Regions from separate parts of the Mus musculus genome. Here region 2 is linked to region 1. A link is a loop called in an ENCODE intact Hi-C map of the cell type or tissue named here. Cell type or tissue: gastrocnemius. All regions are shown on one strand. Links, peaks and the distances in the headings refer to the core of each region. The heading gives the core; the rest is flanking DNA. Region 1 overlaps Clec2d (C-type lectin domain family 2, member d). Region 2 overlaps Clec2g (C-type lectin domain family 2, member g).

Region 1 (10,839 bases), core at 1,463-9,462:
AAGTGCAGCTGTTGTATAACTAGCTGCAGGCATTACACAACTTCACTCCTTTGAAGCAGTAGCTTGTTTTATCATTGAAACAGTTTTTAAGTAAGCTAAAAACCAGGCCAGCAATACTTCATTTCTTTGGGTTTTTTGAGAGATCATTTCCAACATTACTTTTAAATAAAGACAGGAAAGTTATGTTCAAATTGTGCTATGGAACACATTCGAATTTAGAAGGAGATCTGTGTGTATACAGCAAAATTCCTGTTTACATATTAGAAGGAAACAGACAGTATCAGAATTATACTGGTGTAAACACAGAGGATTATCTGTAAATCTTACTCTTAATATCATATAAGAAATGCTGGTGTAGAACTCTAAATAAATAAAATTACCATTCTGAGTTTTTGAAATGCCCAATAACCATAAATGTGTTCCTTTAATTCCTAACTTGTTAAGAGTTCTTGTTATTTTAGACTAATATTATTTTTTTCACATGATTTTGGTAAGCTTGTTAAAATGCTCCCATATTTTTATCCATTAGTTATGTCAGTGTGTTCTATTACATTTATGTGCCTTTATTAATTTATTTACTGACTAGGTTCTCTGAGACTGATCCTTACATAGTCCAGGTTGAGTTCAAACTTCTAATGTAGCCAAGGCTAGTCTTGTACTCCTGACTCCAGCTTCTGCCTCCCTAGCACTGGAAATATAAAAGTGTACCAACCTGTTTGTCTCGTTGACTGGAGCAGGAGTTACACAGGTGGTTATGAGGTGCCCCTTTAGGAGCTGAGATTTAGGAGCTAACTCCTGTCCTCTAGAAGAGCAACAATTGATCTTAACTCCTCAGCCATCTCTGCAGCCTCCTGCTGATCCCAGTCTGTCCCCATCCTTGGCACTCAGTGTTATTCTCAGTCCTAGCCAGTCTATTCTTAGGGAGCAAAATCTATGAATAGCTTGGATGTTGTTTGCTTTCAGCCTGATCTTCACTCTTTCTGTTTCTTGTTTCTTCATTGGCCCTTTGTTCAATGACTGGAAGACTCCATGTTTCCCTTTCATCTAGTCTTCTGTGAGCATTAGACATCATTTATAAACCAGGACCTTCTGTGAAGGGGTTTGCAATGGGTGAATACAAGCCAAATCTACAGATAATTCTTTTTCTTTAAATGTTTTTTGAGATTGGTGTTCTCATATTTATATTTTCAGGTAAAATTCTCCAAGGAAAAAGGCACGGAACCATCTCCCCTGAGTCTTGTGCTAAGCTTTACTGCTACTATGGAGTGATCATGGTCCTCACTGTAGCTGTAATTGCTCTTTCTGTTGCTTTGTCAGGTAAGTGACTTATTCTCCAAATTATGTGACACTTTGTCCACATTCACAAGGTCAGTTATACTTACTGACCACTGTGACCCAGGCATTGTGGGAAGGGCTCTGGAGAAATCACACTGGAAATTCCTGTTCTCTGGGAACTTAGGTTCTAGCTGGAAGGTGCAGTGAAGGAACACACAGTCTGTGGTGTACACAGGAGTCTTGGCTTGGCATCTGTGAGAAGATGACATTCAATAAGCTCTCAACTGAGATGTCAGGGACATAAATCTCCTTGGGGAACTGTTCAAGGCAGAGAATAAAGAGAGGAAATTTCAAAGTAGGAACCTCAAAGGTGAGGACAGGGAAGAGTAATATGGCCAGGAAGATACAGTGCCTCCCACCATGACCTAGTTTAGTTACCAGGCTAAACTGAATTTTCAAAGTATTAAATGGAAAGTTTCTGAAGTAAGAAATTTATAGGATTTTAGTACCACAATATCAGAATAGTGCAATACAATCTTGCACTGTCCTCTTAAGTATTTGAAGTCATCCTTTAGTGCAATGTGTCTGCACCGTATATACTACCTACACAAAAGTTCTCACAGCAATCTCAATTATCAGGCTGGGTGTCAGTAGGTGTCCCTACAGAGTGCTTGCTGCTGTAGCAATCCCTACTGTAGTCAATGGTCATCCAAAAGCTCAGAAAGTGATATAGAAGTGATATAGTGTTATAGAAGTGCACTTCCTGGGAGCCCTACTGACAGTGAGCACCTGAGAGAGAATGGGACACAGGCCCACGGTGGGAGGCCTTTAGTTAAAGGCCCATCAGATCAGTTAGGAAAGCTATCATCAGATTCACACCTCACAGCTGAGCTCAGGAGGGTGTGCCAAAACGAGAGAAGACCTGCTTGCCATGATCCATTGTATTCTCTACATTTTAGCAACAAAGACAGAACAGATCCCAGTCAACAAGACCTATGCTGCTTGCCCGCAAAACTGGATTGGAGTTGAAAATAAATGTTTTTATTTTTCTGAATACCCAAGTAACTGGACATTCGCCCAGGCCTTCTGCATGGCACAAGAGGCCCAACTAGCTCGGTTTGACAACCAGGATGAGCTGGTAAGCAATGGGCAGGGATTGGTTTGTCTGTCTGTTCTGTTGAATATTATATTGCCTTGAGATAGAGAGTTACAGATGAGGCCTGAGGAAGGATCCCATCCCAAGCACATGGAGACATAGGGAATGTGAGTGTGTGCCATTTGCTGATGCTTGACTTCTGACTGGAGCCCTGAGACAGTCAAGAAACTTTCTCTCATGAAGTGTTCATAGTCAGTTGGAAGGTCAGATATGCCATTTTACTGGATACCTGGTGGTCATCAGTGTTTTCCCATATGCTGGCACTTGTTGTGTACAGAAGGAAGCAACTGTTAATAACTGCAATGGGAGGTTAACCCAGAACTGAGTAATGTGACCCTCAGTTACACCCTCCTGTTATCTCTAGAGGAATCTGTGGAGTGGAGAGATTCCAGGATCATCTGAAACAAAGAGACACATGTATTCTTGGTTTTTGTGTTTTATGACAGAATTTCCTAATGAGATACAAGGCGAATTTTGATTCCTGGATTGGCCTGCACAGAGAGTCGTCAGAGCACCCTTGGAAGTGGACAGACAACACTGAGTATAACAACACGTATGTTTTCACAAAGTTTTTCCTTCTATTATGTTCATGTGTTGTGATATGTGTGAGTTGTGGCTATGGGAGATGAAAGGCAGTGTCATGTGAAGCCAATTGTACTGGGAAGGAAGAAAAAAGAAAATGAACCCTTGCATGGAGGTGTGGCTCAGAGGTAGAGATTGTGTTTACATGCAACAGCCAATCCCCAGAAAACTCCACATTCCCACAAACTTAAATGCTTCGGAGGTTTTCCTGTTTATTGGCCGTCATTTTCAAAACTTCCACTTAGTGTTGTTTTACTCAAAATCTTTACTCTAATGATGGTGTCTGGGAGTAGCTATTGTTTGCTCTGGCTCCAACTTAAACATTTCTGTTGTTGATAAATGTCCTGTGAGGGATATAGACAGAGCCTTAGATGGGCAGTGGGGGCTCTGGAATCCCAGAAAGCCACTGCAGTATCTGCAAGCCTGAGATTCAGCTTTCCACTATTTGCATGTCTGCACCTGTTCAGGAAAGCAGAGACTCTAAGTACATTTGGAACCTCCTCTAAAGTCTCATCATCACTGAGCTCCCAAAACAGTTCTTGGGTTTGAGCTGTTTTCCTGGGATGGTAAATCACAGACTCAGTCACATCCATCACTGAAGCCCTTAGAGCCATTTATTAAGAAGTGGGCGTCCCCATATATAAAATGCCTAAAAACAGAATTGAAAATCACCCTTAGTCGGGTCACTCATGGCTGCAGTTCATTTGAACATGGCAGCGAGCACCAGCCCAATGCCTTGTACACACATTACAGGATTCACCATGGACAAATGACAAAGGAGTGGTGTACAAATCCTGAGAATATGAGACAGTAGGTGTAAAACTAATGCAGGTGATTCCTCAGGGACTTTTTGATTCATATTACCAAAAATCAGTGGAGACTGGTGAGATTTCATTGCAGGAGCAAATGCAGTTCTGGGTTCTGCAGGCTTACTGTTTTTGGTTTCTTTTCAGGATTCCCATCCGGGGAGAGGAAAGATTTGCCTACCTGAACAACAACGGGATCAGCAGTACCAGGATCTATTCACTTCGGATGTGGATCTGTAGCAAGCTCAACAGCTATAGCCTCCACTGCCAAACTCCTTTTTTTCCTTCCTAGCATTTACCAAGAGACGCTTTTTAGCCTGTTATCTGTGGGTGCTACTCTTTCCCCTATGGTCCCAAAGTGCTATCAAACCAGATAGAGAATATTTCTTAACATCAGAAATGAAAACCATCATTTCATTTCATGCAGAGATTGTTCAGTGGTTAAAATCACTGACTACTCTTCCGAAGGTCCTGAGTTCACATCTGAGCAACCACATGGTGGCTCACAAACATCCGTAATGAGATCTTCTGAGGTGTATGAAAACAGCTACACTGTACTTTATACTCTGCAATTTAAAGCATGAGGGACATAGGAGAGTTAGCTACCCCACACTGATGAGTCCCAAAAAGGACGAAATAACAGGCTAAAAAGCCTCTCTTGAACTCTTCATCCTTTCTTCTCCCTCTTGGTCTTTTTAAAGACCAGGTCGCTGAGGAGAAAGAGATGGAGAAATGGGGGAAGGGAAGGGGAGAGGGACATGATTGGGGGAGGGGAGGGGAGGGAAATTAATAAAAAAATAAAACCAAAATACTACATTTGTACGGACTTCATTTATGCTTATTGCTTGTATGTTCGTATATATTTACCCCACCTGTGCTGAGCAGACAACGCAGAGACAGCTCAGACAGAGATCAGACAGGACCAGAAGGAATCAGCTCCCTGCTTACTGTGAGTGGTGATGTGGATGCTGGAAATGGAGCAAGAGCAAGTGCCCCTAACTGCTGAGCCATCTTTCCAGCCTTCTTGTCTCCCTTTTATTGGCACTGCTGATCAAGCTTTGCAAAAGTAGCATGTATCCCTGCAGTTTTTGTAACTTTTTTTTAATAAGCTCTTGCCTAAATCTGTGACCCTCCTTAAGTAGCTGGGGTCACAGGTGTGTATCACCACACCAGCCATTCTGCTTCTTATTATTAAAGACCAAGAACATTTTTAAATATGCGTCGATACTATGCCTGCATGTGTGTCTATGTAAGGGTGCCACATCCTTTGAAACTGGAGTGACAGGCAGTTGTGGCTCCCATATGGGTGAATCAGGTCTAATGCCTCTAACCACATATACATTTTGAGTAATGTATTGTCTTTATTTTAAAGCCAGGCTTTATTATTTATTAGGTGAATGAAAGCATATTTCACTCTGAAAATGACTTTCTCAGCCCCCCCCCATTAGTCCTAATAACACTCTTTACTTCTAATTCATTTTACTTCCTACATCCAATAGAAAGGTAGACTGTGTTCCCTGGGATGGTTCAGAGAAATAAATGTTTTATACCATTAGATTGTTTGCTCTTAATTTACAGAAGAAATGTGATAGGCCTATGAACTTAGCTAACCCAGTAATATTGTACACAGTAGACTCAAAGAAATAGGTGTACTAATATTAATTCCTATGATTCAAATTACTCAGGGAAATGTTTTGCCAGTGTCCCTATCTGATATTTATATTAAATACATGGTAAATTTCCTTCCATTGCTCTCTGGAAATAATGCTGAAAGGAACAGCAACTTTTCATGAGCATTGGCCCTTCTAAGGGATCTATCTCCAAGATGTCAGTGAGCTGTTCAAAACAGTCTCTCTCTTTCTCTCTCTCTCTCTCTCTCTCTCTCTCTCTCTCTCTCTCTCTCTCTCTCTGTGTGTGTGTGTGTATGAATTTATCACTAGTTTAATGAATCATAACAGTATATAGAAAAATTTCCTTCCTTCCTTCCTTCCTTCCTTCCTTCCTTCCTTCCTTCCTTCCTTCCTTCCTTCCTCCCTCCCTCCCTCCCTCCCTCCCTCCCTCCCTCTCTCTCTCTCTCTCTCTCTCTTTCTCTCTCTCTTTCTTTTTCTTTCTTCTTTTTCCTTTTGAGACAGTCTTACTATGTGGAATAGGCTGGCCTCAAACTCACAGTCGATTTCATTCGATATTAGAATGGCTACTCCATCTTGTTTCTTGGGGCCATTTGCTTGGAAAATTGTTTTGCAACCTTTTACTCTGAGGTAGTGTCTGTCTTTGTCACTGAGAAGAGTTTCCTGTATGCATCAAAATGCTGAGTCTATTTACATGTCCAGTCTGTTAGTCTATGTCTTTTTATTGGGGAATTGAGTTCATTGATATTAAGAGATATTAAGGAAAAGTGATTGTTACTGCCTGTTCTTTTCGTTGTTATGTTTGTGTGGCTATCTTCTTTTGGGCTTGTTGAAAGATTACTTTCTTGCTTTTACTAGGGTGTAGTTTCCCTCCCTGTGTTGGTGTTTTCCATCCTTTGTAGGGCTGGATTTGTGGAAAGATATTGTGTAAATTTTGTTTTGTCATGGAATATCTTGGTTTCTCCATTTATGGTAATTAAGAGTTTTGCTGGGTATAGTAGCCTGGGCTGGCATTTGTGTTCTCTTAGGGTCTGTATGACATCTGCCCAGGATCTTCTAGCTTTCATAGTCTCTGATGAGAAGTCTGGTGTAATCCTGATAGGTCTGCCTTTGTATATTACTTGACCTTTTTACCTTACTCCTTTTTATATTCTTTCTTTGTTTAGTGCATTTTGTCTTTTGATTATTATGTGACAGGAGGAAATTCTTTTCTGGGCCAGTCTATTTGGAGTTCTGTAGGCTTCTTGTATGTTCATGGCATCTCTTTCTTTAGGGTTGGAAAGTTTTCTTCTATAATTTTGTTGAAGATATTTACTTGCCCTTTGATTTGGGAATCTTTTCTCTCTTCTATACCTATTATCCTAAGGTTTTGTCTTCTTATTGTGTCCTGGATTTCCTGGATGTTTTTAGTTAGAAGCTTTTTGTATTTTGCATTTTCTCTGACTGTTGTGTCAATGTTTTCTATGTTGTCAGAGACTATCCCATTAGAAAGTGAGCCCTTCACAATCTCCCTAACAGGCCAAATGGCCTTGTACTAAGAGCTGGTTATCACCCCCCTTCCTCCCTATTCCTTTCTTGGCACCTGAGGCTGTTAAAACTGAAATATAGTCCCCTCTTCCCTATCTCTTCCTGAGTTCCCATGCCATCCAAGGACATGAGTTACGCCTGAGCCCAGCCTGACCCCCAAGGCTGTCAAGGAGGATCAATGTTCCAGAGATAAGCTCCAGAGTGCCCGCTGCCTGGTGCCTGACTTCGGCCCCCATGTCAGCAGATGCCCACTTCTTTGTTCTTTGTATAATTCTCCCTCGACCCCTCCCATATTCCCTGCAATGTATGCTTTAAAAAGAAGGCACCTCAGCCTAATAAACGAGACCTTGATAGGCTGATATCTACTTGGTCCTCCGACTCTTTCTTTTATTCCCATTTCCTTCCAAGTTTGTGGTCCCCCTCCCACCCACGAATAACTGAATCCCTCGGGTCGGGATACTATGTATCTTCTGGCCCTGAGATTCTCTCTTCTGTCTCTTGTATTCTGTTGGTGTTGCTTGAATCTATGACTCCTGATCTCTTTCCTAGGTTTTCTAATTCCAGGCTTGTCCCCCATTGTGATTTCATTATTGTTTTTATTTCCATATTTAGATCTTGAATGGTTTTATTCATTTCCTTCACCTGTTTGTTTGTGTTTTCCTTTAATTCTTTAAGGGATTTTTGTCTTTTCTCTTTAAGAGCTTCTAGCTGTTTCCCTGTGTTCTCCTGTGTTTCTTTAAGGGAGTTATGTCCTACTTAAAGTCCTCTATCACCATCATTAGAAGTGATTTTAGATTTGAATCTTGCTTTTCAGGTGTGATGTTGTATCCAGGACTTTCTATGATGGGAGAACTGGTTTCTGATGATGCCAGGTAACCTTGGTTTCTGTTGCTTTTATTCTTAAGCTTGCCTCCCACCATATGATTATCTCTAGTGCTACCTGTCTTTGCTATATCTGACTGGAGCCCATCCTTCCTGTGATCCTGGTTATGTCAGAACTCCTCATAGTCCAGCTGTCTCTGTGATCCTGTGATTCTGAGATCCTGCGTGTGTCAGAGATCCTGGGAGTCAAGCTTCTTCTGGGACCCTGAGATCCTGGTGTGGCTAAGCTCCTGGGATCCTGTGGACCTGGGCGTGTTAGAGCACCTGCGAGTGGAGCCTTTTCTGTGTTTTGTAGGACTGGCTTCTGAGTTAGCGCCCAAGGTCTGCTCAGGGAACCTTTGATCCTATGATTCTGGGCAAGTTAGAGCACCTGGTATTGGATCTTCCTCTGGGTGTTTTGGGACTGGCTGAGGAATTCATGCACAAGGTCTGCTGAGTGCACCAGAGAGTGTTGGTGACTTCTATCATGTTCGTGACACTATTGTACCAGTGGACACAATCATTATTGTAGTTTGCATGGTTCAAAGCTGGGTGTAATTGATGAGTTTTTCTCCTCTGACTGCATGCATAGTCTCTTTCAGATCCAAAACTATAAAGGCTTTCCAGTACGAGTGCATCCTTTAGGTTAATACCAGTTTTGTTTATCCATGTTCTATGTCTCAAAAATGTATTGTCTTCAGCAGTGGGGTCTTATTTTCAAGTTCTGGAGGCAGTCATGAGCAATGTAATATTTGGGGTTATATAGGACTGCATTGTCCAACGCTTTTCTTATAAGCTAAATAATACCCCATTGTGTAAATATACCACATTTTCATGTGGTGACCATCTAGTCTCTTTATTTCTTGACTATTTTGAATAAAACAACACTGAACATGAGTGAGCAAGTATCTCTAGAGTAGGATATGGAGTTCTTTGGATAAATGCCCAAGAGTGATACAGTTGGACCATGTAGTGGGTTGACTTTTAGACTTTTGAGGAACCTCCACATAAATTTTCATTGTAATTATATCAGATTTTGCTCCATCAATGACAAAGTATACCCCTTTCCCAAAATTCATGGCATCATTTGTTGTTGTTGTTGTTGTTGTTTTTTTAGTCATCTTGACTGGAATGAGCTAAACTACTGTTAATTTGCACTTCCCTGATTACTAAACATGGTGAACAATTTTTTAAAAATATTCCTTATTTTTTGCATTTCATCTTTTATGGACCTAGAACTGGGTTGTTTGTTCATTGATGCTTTTTTAAAAAAATAATTCTGGGTATATTCTAGATATACAGTCAGATATACAATTGCTAAAGATATTCTTCTCATGTTGTATTCTGTCTCTTGGCGTGGGTGATGGTACACTTTGTTGTAAAAAGCCTTTTTTGTGTGAGGTCTCATTCATTAATTGTTGGTCTTAATGCCTACACTATTGGGGCTTCTTTCAGGAAGTCCATTCTTGTGCCAATGAATGCAAGTATATTGCTCACTTTCTTTTCTATGTTTGTTTTTGTTTTTTGTTTTGTTTTGTTTTGCTGATGTTCTTGATCCATTTGGAGTTGAGTTTTGTGTAGGACTAAATAAGTTTCATTCTTCAAACATAGTTATCCAGTCTGAAGCAACATCTATTGCAGGTACTTTTTTTTTTCTCCAACATGTAGGGCTAGCTTCCCTTTCAAAACTCAAGTGGCTATAGGAATATGAGTGTCTATGTGGGTACTTAATTCTATTCTATTGATCAATGGGTCTGGTTTTATGCCAGTTCCATACTGGTTTCATTACCACAACTTTGGAATATAACAAAATCTGCAATGGCAAAATCTCTAGCAATTTTTTGTTGATCAGGATTGTTTTGGCTATCCTAGACATTTTGTATTTAATTATGAAATTTAATATTATTTTTCCAATTTCTATAAAGGACCACAGTGGAAATTGTGTGGGGATTGTACTGAATCTGTAGATTGTTTTTGGTAGGATGCCATTTCACAATATTAATTCTAACAATACATGAGCATGGGAGGTTTTCTAATCTTCTTGTATCTTCTTCAGATTCTTTTCTTCAGTGTCTTAATGTTTACATTTACATGTTTCTCCTTCTTAGTTAAAATTATCCCAAAATATTTTATTTTGAGGCCATTATTTAGGGTATTGTTTCAATGACTTCTTTCTCAGTGCATTTTTCATTTGTATATAAAAGGGCTACCAGTTTTCATGTGATAATTTTGTATCTTCATACTTCTGAATGCTTTGATCAAATGTAGGAGTGTCCTGGTGGAGTGTTTCTGTCTTTTATGGCCAGAAGCATATCATCAGCAAATAAGGGTACTTTGACTTTTATCTTTCCCATTTGTATCTCCTTTATCTCTTTCACTTGTCTTCTTTCTCCAGCTAAGACTTCAAGCACTGTGGAGTAGGTATGGAGAGAGTCTTGTCTTGTTCCTGCCTTGGTGGAAATGTGTTTCAGTCTTCTCCATTTGGACAATGTTGACTGTGGGATTCCTATTCATTGTCCTTATTATGTTGAGTTTTGTCCCCTGTATCCCACACGTTCTCTCCAGGACCTTTATTAGGAAGGGATGTTGGCTAGATTTTGTTTAAGGCCTTTTCTCAATTTAATGAAGGGATTATATGGTTTCTATCTTTTTATGTAATTACATTTATTGATTTATATATGAACCATCCTTGCAACGATGAAAAGAAGGCAACTTGATCATGGTGGATGACCTTTTTGATGTGTTCTTGAACTTGGTTTCCAAGTATTTTATTAAAAATTTTTATGTCTATGTTTAATTTTTTTAAAATATAGGCACATAATTCTGCGAACTTTCTTTTTATAACTTGTCTTGTGGTTTGTTTGTTTTTTGTTGTTTTTTTTTTCATTTCACTCAATTCTGGGAATATTTAAATTTTCTACTTGATTTCTTGCTTTACTTAATTTTGTTCAGTTGTGTGTTGTTTAGATTCCATGAGTTTGTGTTCTTTTGTTGTTGATATCCA
Region 2 (10,839 bases), core at 1,680-9,679, 200 kb before region 1:
CTACTCTTGAAGTTTCCCCTTTCTTTGGAGGTTCTGAATTCAACTTAGACACCTTGCTAGGGGATTGGTTCTTTTTATTCAGAAATACTTTCTTTTCCAAGAAACGTTGCTTCTTGACAAAACGTTGATGTTTGGCATTTCCTCCAAATGTCTTTTTCGAAGGTTGCCCAAAGTCTAAATTCAGGAGTATGGTAGACATGAGATCAGTGGATGGTGGGAGAAAGCTGGGAAGAATGGCTCACTGATGGCAAAGGCATGAGAGGCTCATTCTCTCTGGAATCCCATCCATAGTTCAACATGTGGAGGTCTGCAATTAGCCTTGGGGACAAAAGTAATCTTGATACCCGCACCATAGGCCTCCAAGTTGGGTCCCCACTAAGATCGCAAGCATCCAGAACCTGATGCAGGAGGGCAGGAACTCTGGCAACAACGGGAGGGCAGCTAGTGAGGGCCCACAGCGCCCCACCTCAGGCAGCAAGGCCACCAATTCAGAGTGCATGAGCGGCAGTAATGATGGTGGCGGCGTGGGTGGGGGCTGGATGAGCTCCACGGCCCCTCGGGCCCATGGAAGTCTATTTTATTTTTTAGCAGACAGATAGAAGGTTGTTTCAGTAGCACACACTGGAGTGATGCCACCTTTTCCCTGTCTAAAGACTGTTCATCTCTGTTAAGTGTCTGTTGACCACCCACCTGTGTTTGACCTCATTGTGGAGTCCTGTTTTCTGCTGTGTTGTTTCAGTGTCTACTCTGATGCTAGCACCAGGCTTTCATTCCTGTTCCCATGAGAACATGAGACATCAGGTCAGGCCTTGTGATCTTTCTGATTTTGACCTCTTCATTCTCAGAATAATTTTTGACTATTAATTTTTGACTCTTTTTAATTTTCATATTACTTCTCATACAACTTGGTGCTATGATTTTTTTTTTCTGAAGGCAACCTCCCCTCTGGAACATGTTGCACATATATGTGTGTTCAGGAATTGTTGATATGAGCAATATGGAGTGTTCTAGTTCATTATGTGTTTAGAGCTGCCTTGATTTCTTTTTTTTTTTTTTTATTTCAAGAATGTAATATGTGTGAGTGTTTGGCCTGCATAGACATCTATGGATCATGTGCATTCCTAGTGCCCACCAAGGTCAGGAAAGTTCTTAGAGTTCCTGAAACTGGAATTACAGAGGCTTGTGAGCTGTTATATCGGTGCTAAATTTGAACCCAGGTGGTTGAAAAGATCAACAAGTGCTCTTAACCACTGAGCCAACTTTCCTATATTTATTTGTTTATAAATTTACATGTAGTTTTTGTTATGCTGACTATGAACATCCTATTTTTAGATTTGTAATTTTATGGTTTATTTGGCATTACTGTAAAGAGCACTGTCTAAGATATTAATTTCCACTTGACAGGAAAATATAACTGATTTTACCATGGTGATGCCCTGTCCTGCAACTTCATAAACTCATTTTTTTTTACATCCAGTATTCTTTTATAGATTTGTTAGAATTTTTATGTAGATAGAACCATGTCATCTGTGAAGAGAAACACTTTCGCCTGTTTCTGAGAAATGTAAACTTCCTTTCATTCTTTAAGAAAATTATTTATGTACATGACTGTTTGCCTGCAGGTTTGTGTATCACATGAATGCTCAGTGCCTAAAGAAGCCAGAAGAAGGCGAAAGCTCCCCCGGAACTGGAGGTGTACATTCTTGTAAGCTACCTTCAATTCAAGTCCTCTGGAAGAGCTGAAAGAGATCTTAACAGCTGAGCCATTCTCCAGACACCTGACCCTATTTCTTTGTCCTGGCGAGGACCTCCTGGGAAAAGTCTACCTGGAGTAATGAGCAGACATCTGACTCTTGCTCCTGATTGCTGGGAACACATTCATAATGGCACCATTGAGAGTGCAGCTGACTGAAGTTGGACTTACTGTTTTGTTTTTAGTGGATGACTTTTGTAGGGTTGAAGAAGTTCCTTTAGCTTCCATTTTCCACATAATTTTGCTGTTTATTGAGATATTTCTAGTTTTTCCTCTTTTCTTATTTTGTTATTATGTCTAATTACATCAACTTATTTTCTAGTGTTTCCATAACTCCTTCTAGCCAGAGCGCTTTTTATGGAGCCATATCCAGATTTTTGTTGTTTGCATTTCACTGGGATCCCCACTCCCTCCATTTTTGCTCTTCCATTATTCACCCTGAGTTCAGTGACCAGAAGGCTCCCTGGCAGAAGTTCTGTTTCCATCCTCTCTATACTTCTTTCTACCATGGACATCCTTTGTGGACCAGGGCCTTCTCTAAAAGGGTTGGCAGAAGCCTTTCAGGAACTGATAGGCAATTGTCAAGTGGGTTTTGTGGTTATTTTATTTTATTTAAGAAATTCTTGAAATTCGCATTCTTATATTCATATTTTACAGATAAAATTCTCCAAAGAAATAGTCTCAGAGCCATCTCCCCTGAGTCTTCTGCTAAGCTTTACTGCTGCTGTGGAGTGATCATGGTCCTCACTGTAGCTGTAGTTGCTCTTTCTGTTGCTTTGCCAGGTAAGTGACATACCCTCCAAATTCTGTAACACTCTGTCCATATTCACATTGCCAGTTATGCTTTCTAAGCACTGTGAGCCAGGCACTGTGGCAAGGGCTCTAGAGGAAACACACTGGAAGGTCCTGTTCTCTGAGAATTTAGGTTCCAACAGGAAGATGCAGTGAAGGAACACAGAGGCTTTGATGGGCACATCCCTGGGAAGATGACATCCAGCAAGCTCTAGACAGAGATGCAGGGGAAGTAGGTCCCCTTGGGAGAACTATTCAAGGCAGAGAATAACAAGAGGGAATCTCCAAGTAGGAACTTCAAAGGTGAGGCCAGGAAGGTACAGTGCCTTTGACCATGAGCCATGAGTTTAGATACCAGGCTCAACTCTATTTTGAAAGTATTAAATGGAAAGTTCCTGAAGTAAGAAATTTATAGGATTTTAGTACCACAATATTCAGAATAGTGCAATAAAATCTTGCACTGTCCTCTTAAGTATTTGAAGTCATCCTTTAGTGCAAGGTGTCTGCACCGTATATACGACCTACCCAAAAATTCTCATAGCAATCTCAATTATCAGGCTGGGTGTCAGTAGGTGTCCCTACAGAGTGCTTGCTGCTGTAGCAATCCCCACTGTAGTCAATGGTCATCCAAAGCTCAGAAAGTGATGCTGTTATAGAAGTGCACTTCCTGGGAGCCCTACTGACAGTGAGCATATGAGAGAGAATGGGACACAGGCCCACGGTGGGAGGCCTTTTAGTTAAAGGCACATCTCACTCAGGAGAGGATTCCTACAGATCAGTTAGGAAAGCTACCATCAGATTCACACCTCACAGCTGAGCTCAGGAGGGTGTGCCAAAACGAGAGAAGGCCTGCTTGCCATGATCCATTGTATTCTCTACATTTTAGCAACAAAGACAGAACAGATCCTAATCAACAAGACCTATGCTGCTTGCCCGAAAAACTGGATTGGAGTTGGAAATAAATGTTTTTATTTTTCTGAATACACAAGTAACTGGACATTCGCCCAGACCTTCTGCATGGCACAAGAGGCCCAACTAGCTCGGTTTGACAACGAGAAGGAGCTGGTAAGCAATGGGCAGGGATTGGTTTGTCTGTCTGTTCTGTTGAATATTATATTGCCTTGAGATAGAGAGTTACAGATGAGGCCTGAGGAAGGATCCCACCCAAGTACATGGAGACATAGGGAATGTGAGTGTGCGCCATTTGCTGATACTTGACTTCTGACTGGAGCCCTGAGATAGTCAAGAAACATTCTCTCATGAAGTTCTCATAGTCAGCTGGAAGGTCAAATATGCCATTTTACTGGGATACCTGGTGACCATGAGTGTTTTCCCATATGCTGGCATATGTTGGGTACAGAAGGAGACAACTGATAATAACTGCAGTGGAAGGTTAACCCAGAACTGTCCAGACCACAGAGGAATGTGACCCTCAGTTACATCCTCCTGTTATCTCTAGAGAAAGGTGTGGAGTGGAGAGACTCCAGGATCATCTGAAACAAATAGACACATGTATTCTTGACTTTTTTGTGTTTTATGACAGAATTTCCTAATGAGATACAAGGCAAATTTTGATTCCTGGATTGGACTGCACAGAGAGTCGTCAGAGCACCCTTGGAAGTGGACAGACAACACTGAGTATAACAACATGTATGTTTTCACGATGTTTTTCCTTCTATTATGTTCATGTGTTGTGATATGTGTGTGTCGTGGCTATGAGAGATGGAAGTCAATGTCATGTGAAGCCAACTGTACTGGGAAGAAAGAAAAAAAAAATGAACCCTTGCCTGGAGGTGTGGCACAGGGGTAGAGAGTGTGTATAAATGCAATATCCAATCCCCAGAAAGCTCTACACACCCACAAATTTAAATACTTCAGAGGTTTTCCTGTTTATTGACCGTCATTTTCAAAACCTTTGCATCATGTCATTTTACTCAAAATATTTACCATAATGATGGTGTCTGAGAGTAGCTATTGTTTGCTCTGGCTCCAACTTAAACATTTCTGTTGTTGATAAATGTCCTGTGAGGGATATAGACAGAGCCTTAGATGGGCAGTGGGGGCTCTGAAACCCCAGAAAGCCACTGCAGAATCTGCAAGCCTGAGATTCAGCTTTCCACTATTTGCATGTCTGCATCTGTTCAGGAAAGCAGAGACTCTAAGTATATTTGGAACCTCCTCTAAAGTCTCGTCATCACTGAGCACCCAAAACAGTCCTTGGGTTTGAGCTGTTTTACTGGGATGGTAAATCACAGACTCAGTCATATCCATCACTGAAGCCCTTAGAGCAATTTACTAAGTGGGCGTCCCCATATATAAAATGCCTAAAAACAGAATTGAAAATCACCCTTGGTGGGGTCACTCATGGCTGCAGTTCATTTGAACATGGCAGCGAGCACCAGCCCAATGCCTTGTACACACATTACAGGATTCACCATAGACAAATGACAAAGGAGTGGTGTTCAAATCCTGAGAATATGAGACAGTAGGTGTAAAACTAATGCAGGTGATTCCTCAGGGACTTTTTGATTCATATTACCAAAAATTAGTGGAGACTGGTGAGATTTCATTGCAGGAGCAAATGCAGTTCTGGGCTCTGTAGGCTTACTTTTTTGGTTTCTTTTCAGGATTCCCATCCAGGGAGTGGAAACATGTGCCTACCTGAGCGGCAATGGGATCAGCAGTTCCAGGCACTATATACCTCGGATATGGATCTGTAGCAAGCTTAACAACTATAGCCTCCACTGCCCAACTCCTGTTCCTGTCTAGCATTTACCAAGAGACTCTTCCTAGCCTGTTATCTATGGGTGCTACTTTTTCCCCTATGGTCCCACAGTGCTATCAAACGGGATTGAGAATATTTTTTAACGTCGCAAATGAAAACCATCAAGGCTGGAGAGATTGCTCCGTAGTTAAGAGACTGACTGCTCTTCTGCATGTCCCGAGTTCACATCTGAGCAACCACATGGTGTCTTACAAACATCTGTAATGACATCTTATGTCCTCTTCTGTGGTGTGTGAAAACAGCTACACTATACCTACATATGATAAATAAGTAAATCTTAAAAAAGAAAAAGAAAACCACCTTAGAGAGGTGCACACATGGAGGATTACAAGACCATAGATGAGTTTTAAATAGATGTCAGCACTCATACCTTAAGCCTAAAGTACAACTAATGTTAGGGAACCCCACTTTTATGATATTAAGGTTTTGTGCAGAGAATTCTTCTTTTGAATTTATGAGACCACAAAAATGAGTCCCCCAACATGGGTGTAACCTTTAATAATGAAAGCAGAATGGCTGGGATCCTGAGAAGCATCTGTAATCCCAGGTACCGAAGGGTTGACACAGGAGGGTCTCAGGTTCACCAGTGGGGACGGAAAGCACAAAAACACTTTAATAATGATAGGGAAGATGAGATGTCTGTTGCATCCCGTAATTTGAAGAAACATATTATACATGCTTTTCAAAAATTCAAACCAACATACAGAAGAATTTTTAAAAAGTGTGTAAAATTAAGATTTACTTTTTACTCTGCAATTTAAAAAGATGAGGGACATTGGCGAAATGTTTCTCCACTTTAATTTTAATATTCCTATTTCCAATTATACTGTTCTAAGTATAATTATACTTACTTACTTTTCCTGTTCTAAGTGTACTGCATTTTATAATCAAATACCATTTTAATTTCACTATTTTATTCCAGGAGCCTTCTGGCCCAGGCCAGTGTAATGGTGGAGTCTATATAGAATCACTACAAGATAGTTCATCTTTGTGGATCTGCAGAGATCTGCTTCAAAGGGGGAGTGTTTCTACTCAGCAATTGTTATATATGTTTAACAATAACAGTAAAAGCACATTAATAGCAGGAATCTCTCCTAAAACGAGTCACTCATAGCCTTGCTTAATGAGGGCTCACCTGTCACAGATTATATAATAATCTGAGGCAGGCCACTTCAGGATGATCACCTGCTAGTTATTAGCTTGTCTCATTATGGGTCCTGACCATTTTTTTGGATTTATTTCACATCAAATGTGAGTTAAACTCCTTAGGCATTTAATACTTAATTTTACACTAGCATGTGCATTACTGAGCCTTTAAAAAAATATTGAAAATCTTATAGATTGAGCTACCATGTACTGATGAGTCCCAAAAGAGAAAAAATCATAGGCTAAACGCAGCTCTTGGTCTCTTCATCCTTTCTTCTCCTTCTTGGTCTTTTTAAAGACTATATCAACTTGATATGCCAAGGGGGAGTTGATATCCATGGGAGGCCTCCAGGTCTTTAAGGAGAAAGGGATGGAGAAATGGAGGAAGGGAAGGGGAGAGGGACATAGGGGGAGGGAGGAGGGAAGGGAAATTAAAAAAAAAATAAAACCTAAACACTACATTTGTACGGACTTCATTTATGCTTATTGCTTGTATGTTCATATGTATTTGCCCCACCTGTGCTGGGCAGACAATGCAGAGACAGCTCAGACAGAGATCAGACAGGACCAGAAGGAATCAGCTCCCTGCTTACTGTGAGTGGTGATGTGGATGCTGGAAATGGAGCAAGAACAAGTGCTCCTAACTGCTGAGCCATCTTTCCAGCCTTTTTGTGTTCCTTTTATTGGCACTGCTGATCAAGCTCTGCAAAAGTAGCACGTATCCCTGCAGTTTTTGTAATTTTCTTATAAGTTCTTGCCTAAATCTGTGACCCTCCTTAAGTAGCTGGGGTCACAGGTGTGTTTCACCACACCAGCCATTCTACTTCTCAATACTAAAGACCAAGAACATTTTAAAAATGCGTTGATGCTTTGCCTGCATGTGTGTCTGTGTAAGGGTGCCACATCCTCTGAAACTGGAGTTACAGGCAGATGTGGCTCCCATATGGGTGCTGGGAATTGAATCAGGTCCAATGCTTCTAATCACACATACATTTTGAGTAACGCATTGTCTTTATTTTAAAGCCAGGTTTAATTATTTATTAGATGAATGCAAGCACATTTCACTCTGAAAATGACTTTCTTAGCCCCCCCCATTTAGTCCTAATAATACTATTTTTTTGCAATCCATTTTACTTCCTACATCCTAAGAGATAGGTAGACTATGGTCCCAGGGATGGTTCAGAGAAATAAATGTTAAACATTAAGAAAATGCTAATTTCAAGAGAGTTAAAAGTTATCATTAATATTTCCATGATGTTTGTAGAACATGATTTTAATTTTTTCAACCATTGATACTCACCAAACAGAATAGTTATTTTAAGATGTATTTTCTTGTTATGTCTCCCTTTTCATTTCTGATTTTATTAATTTGGTTACTGACTCTGTGCTCTCAGTTTAGTCTGTCTAAAGGTTTATGTATCTTGTTGATTTTCTCAAAGAACCAGCTCCTAGTTTTGTTGAGTCTTTGTATACATCTTTTTGTTTCTATTTGGCTTGATTCTTTACTACCTTCTACTCCTCTTGGGTGCATTTGTTTCTTTTTGTTCTAGAGCTTTCAGGCGTGCTATCAAGCTGCTAGTGTAAGCCTTCTTCAGTTTCTTTTTAGAGGCACTTAGAGCTATGAGTGTTTCTCCTACCAGTGCTTTCATTGTGTCTTAAAAGTTTTTGTATGATGTGTCTCCATTTTCATTAACTTCTAAAAAGTCTTTAATTTTTTTTTTTATTTCTTCCTTGACCAAGTTATCATTAAGTAGAGCATTGTTCAGCTTCCATATGTATGTGTGCTTTTCGTTGTTTTTGTTGGTATTTAAGACTGGGCTTAGCCTATGGTGATCTGATAGGTTGCATGGGATTATTTCAGACTTCTTGTATCTGTTGAGGCCTGTTTTGTGAACACTTATATGGTCAATTTTGGAGAAGGTATCATGAGGTGCTGAGATGAAAGTATATTCTTTGGCTTTTGGATGAAGTGTTAGATCCATTTGGTTTATAACATGTTAATTTCACTGTGTCTCTGCTTTGTTTCTGTTTCCATGATCTGTCCATTGCTGAGAGTGGGGTATTGAAGTCTCCCACTATTATTGTGGAGGGTGCTATGTGTGCTTTGAACTTCAGTAAAGTTTATTTTATGAATGTGGGTGCCCTTGCATTTGGAGCATAGATGTTCAGAATTGAGAGTTCATCTTGGTAGATTTTTCCTTTGACCAGTATGGTGTCCCTCCTTATCTTTTTTGATAACTTCTAGTTGAAAGTAGATTTTATTCAATATTAGAATGGCTGCTGAATCTTGTTTCTTGGGTCCATTTGCTTGGAAAATTGTTTTGCAACCTTTTACTCTGAATTATTGTCTGTCTTTGTCACTGAGATGTATTGCCTGTATGCAGCAAAATGCTGAGTCCTGTTTACATATCCAGTCTGTTGACAAAAGAAGCTAAAGGATGCAAAAATAAAATATAGGGACATTTACAGATGCCCACTTGAGAGAATTTCATAGTTTCACAAGCGTGCCTTGAAGCTGTCATGTGAGTTCATAGAAGAGCAGGTATGTATGATACTGGTCAGATTAAAAGCCTTCCAGGCCTTTGTTTTAAGCTGTCAGGCTTTTGTCTTAGGTCAAGAGGGCATAGGAGTTTTGCCTGCATGTATGTCTGAGAACCACATAAGTGAAGCAGAGGCCAGAAGAAGGTGTCTGAGCCTCCAGAATGAGAGTTATATAGATGGTGTGAGCAGCATGCGCACTGAGAAATTCACCCTGCTCTTCTGCAAAATCAGCAAGTGCTCTTAATCAATGAGCCATCGCTCCAGCCATTTACTCAAAGTCCAAATGTGGAATCACTGTTTTGCTGCTGGATGCTGCTGTATATTGCCTTTATGCATTCTGCTACAGGAACAGAACACAACATTCATAGTCATAAACACATTACTCTTTCCAAAATGCACTGTGTTTACTCATTTTTCATCTGTTGCACTTAGTTCTCTATTACACTGTCACACACTGACATTTCTTGCATTATTTTTTTAAGGTAGTATATATATATTTTATTTTTTTATTATATATTTTCTTCATTTACATTTCAAATGCTATCCTGAAAGTCTCCTACACAGTCCCCCCACCCTGCTCCCCTACCCACTCAGTCCCACCTCTTGGCACTGGTGTTCCCCTGTACTGGGGCATATAAAGTTTGCAAGACCAAGGGGCCTCTCTTACCAATGATGGCCGACTGTGCCATCTTCTGCTACATATGCAGCTAGAGACACGAGCTCTGGGGGTACTGGTTAGTTCATATTGTTGTTCCACCCATAGGGATACAGAACCCTTCAGTACCTCCATTGGGGGCCCTTTGTTCCATCTAATAGATGACTGTAAGCATCCACTTCTGTATTTGCCAGGCACTGGCATAGCCTCATATGAGACAGCTATATTAGGGTCCTTTCAGCAAAATCTTGCAGGGGTATGCAATAGTGTTTGGTGGCTGATTATGGAATGGATTCCATGGTGGGGCAGTCTCTGGATGGTCCATCCTTTTGACTCAGATCCAAACATTTTCTCTGTAACTCCTTCCATGGGTATTTTGTTCCCCAGTTTAAGAAGGAATGAAGAATCAATGTGTTTGTCTTCCTTCTTCTTGATTTTCTTGTGCTTTGCAAACTGTATTTTGGGTATTCTAAGTTTCTGGGCTAATATCCACTTATCAGTGAGTACATATCAAGTGACTTCTTTTGTGATTGGTTTACCTCATGCAGGATGTTATCCTCCAGATACATCCATTTGCTAAGAATTTCATAAATTCATTGTTTTTAATAGCTGAGTAGTACACCATTGTGTAAATGTACCACATGTTTTGTATCCATTCTTCTGTTGAGGGACATCTGGGTTCTTTCCAGCTTCTGGCTATTATAAATAAGGCTGCTATGAACATAATAGAGCATGTGTTCTTATTACCAGTTGGAACTTCTTCTGGGTATATGCCCAGGAGAGGTATTGCTGGATCTTCCAGTAGTATTATGTCCAATTTTCTGAGGAACCTCCAGACTGACTTCCAGAGTGGTTGTACAAGCTTGCAATCACTCCAGCAATGGAGGAGTGTTCCTCTTTCTCCACATCCTCTCCAGCATCTTCTGTCACCTAAATTTTTGATCTTAGCAATTCTGAGTGGTGTGAGGTGGAATCTGAGGGTTGTTTTGATTTACATTTTCCTGATGATTAAGGATGTTGAACATTTTTTCACGTGCTTCTCCGCCATTCGGTATTCCTCAGTTGAGTATTCTTTGTTTAGCTCTGTACTCCATTTTTAATGGCGTTATTTGAATTTCTGGAGTCCAGCTTCTTGAGCTCTTTGTATATATTGGATATTAGTCCCCT

The links. Peaks named below come from ENCODE experiments on the same cell type or tissue, not always from the same donor. Only the 100,000 strongest peaks of a DNase experiment are listed, where the experiment ranks them.
Region 2: a loop joins it to region 1, with 8 times the contacts of the local background. A loop is called at or near these places in 9 of 42 quality-filtered maps.

What each region holds. Positions count from the first base shown.
Region 1 is chr6:129,181,901-129,192,739 of GRCm38, forward strand. Clec2d (C-type lectin domain family 2, member d) reads left to right here. Exons shown (of 5, transcript NM_053109.3): 2 at 1,192-1,317; 3 at 2,235-2,413; 4 at 2,878-2,984; 5 at 3,967-4,635. The coding sequence ends at 4,111. Among named protein-coding and RNA genes, the nearest start is that of Gm38906, 6.2 kb to the right of the region's middle. In gastrocnemius, for the core only: no CTCF peak of the experiment used is centred there; no DNase peak of the experiment used is centred there; H3K4me3 peaks cover 3,374 bases; H3K27ac peaks cover 5,754 bases.
Region 2 is chr6:128,977,774-128,988,612 of GRCm38, forward strand. It overlaps Clec2g (C-type lectin domain family 2, member g), which reads left to right. Exons shown (of 7, transcript NM_027562.4): 3 at 1,623-1,705; 4 at 2,411-2,536; 5 at 3,432-3,610; 6 at 4,089-4,195; 7 at 5,173-6,934. The coding sequence ends at 5,314. It also overlaps the pseudogene Gm8778. Among named protein-coding and RNA genes, the nearest start is that of Gm15987, 8.2 kb to the left of the region's middle. In gastrocnemius, for the core only: no CTCF peak of the experiment used is centred there; no DNase peak of the experiment used is centred there; H3K4me3 peaks cover 174 bases.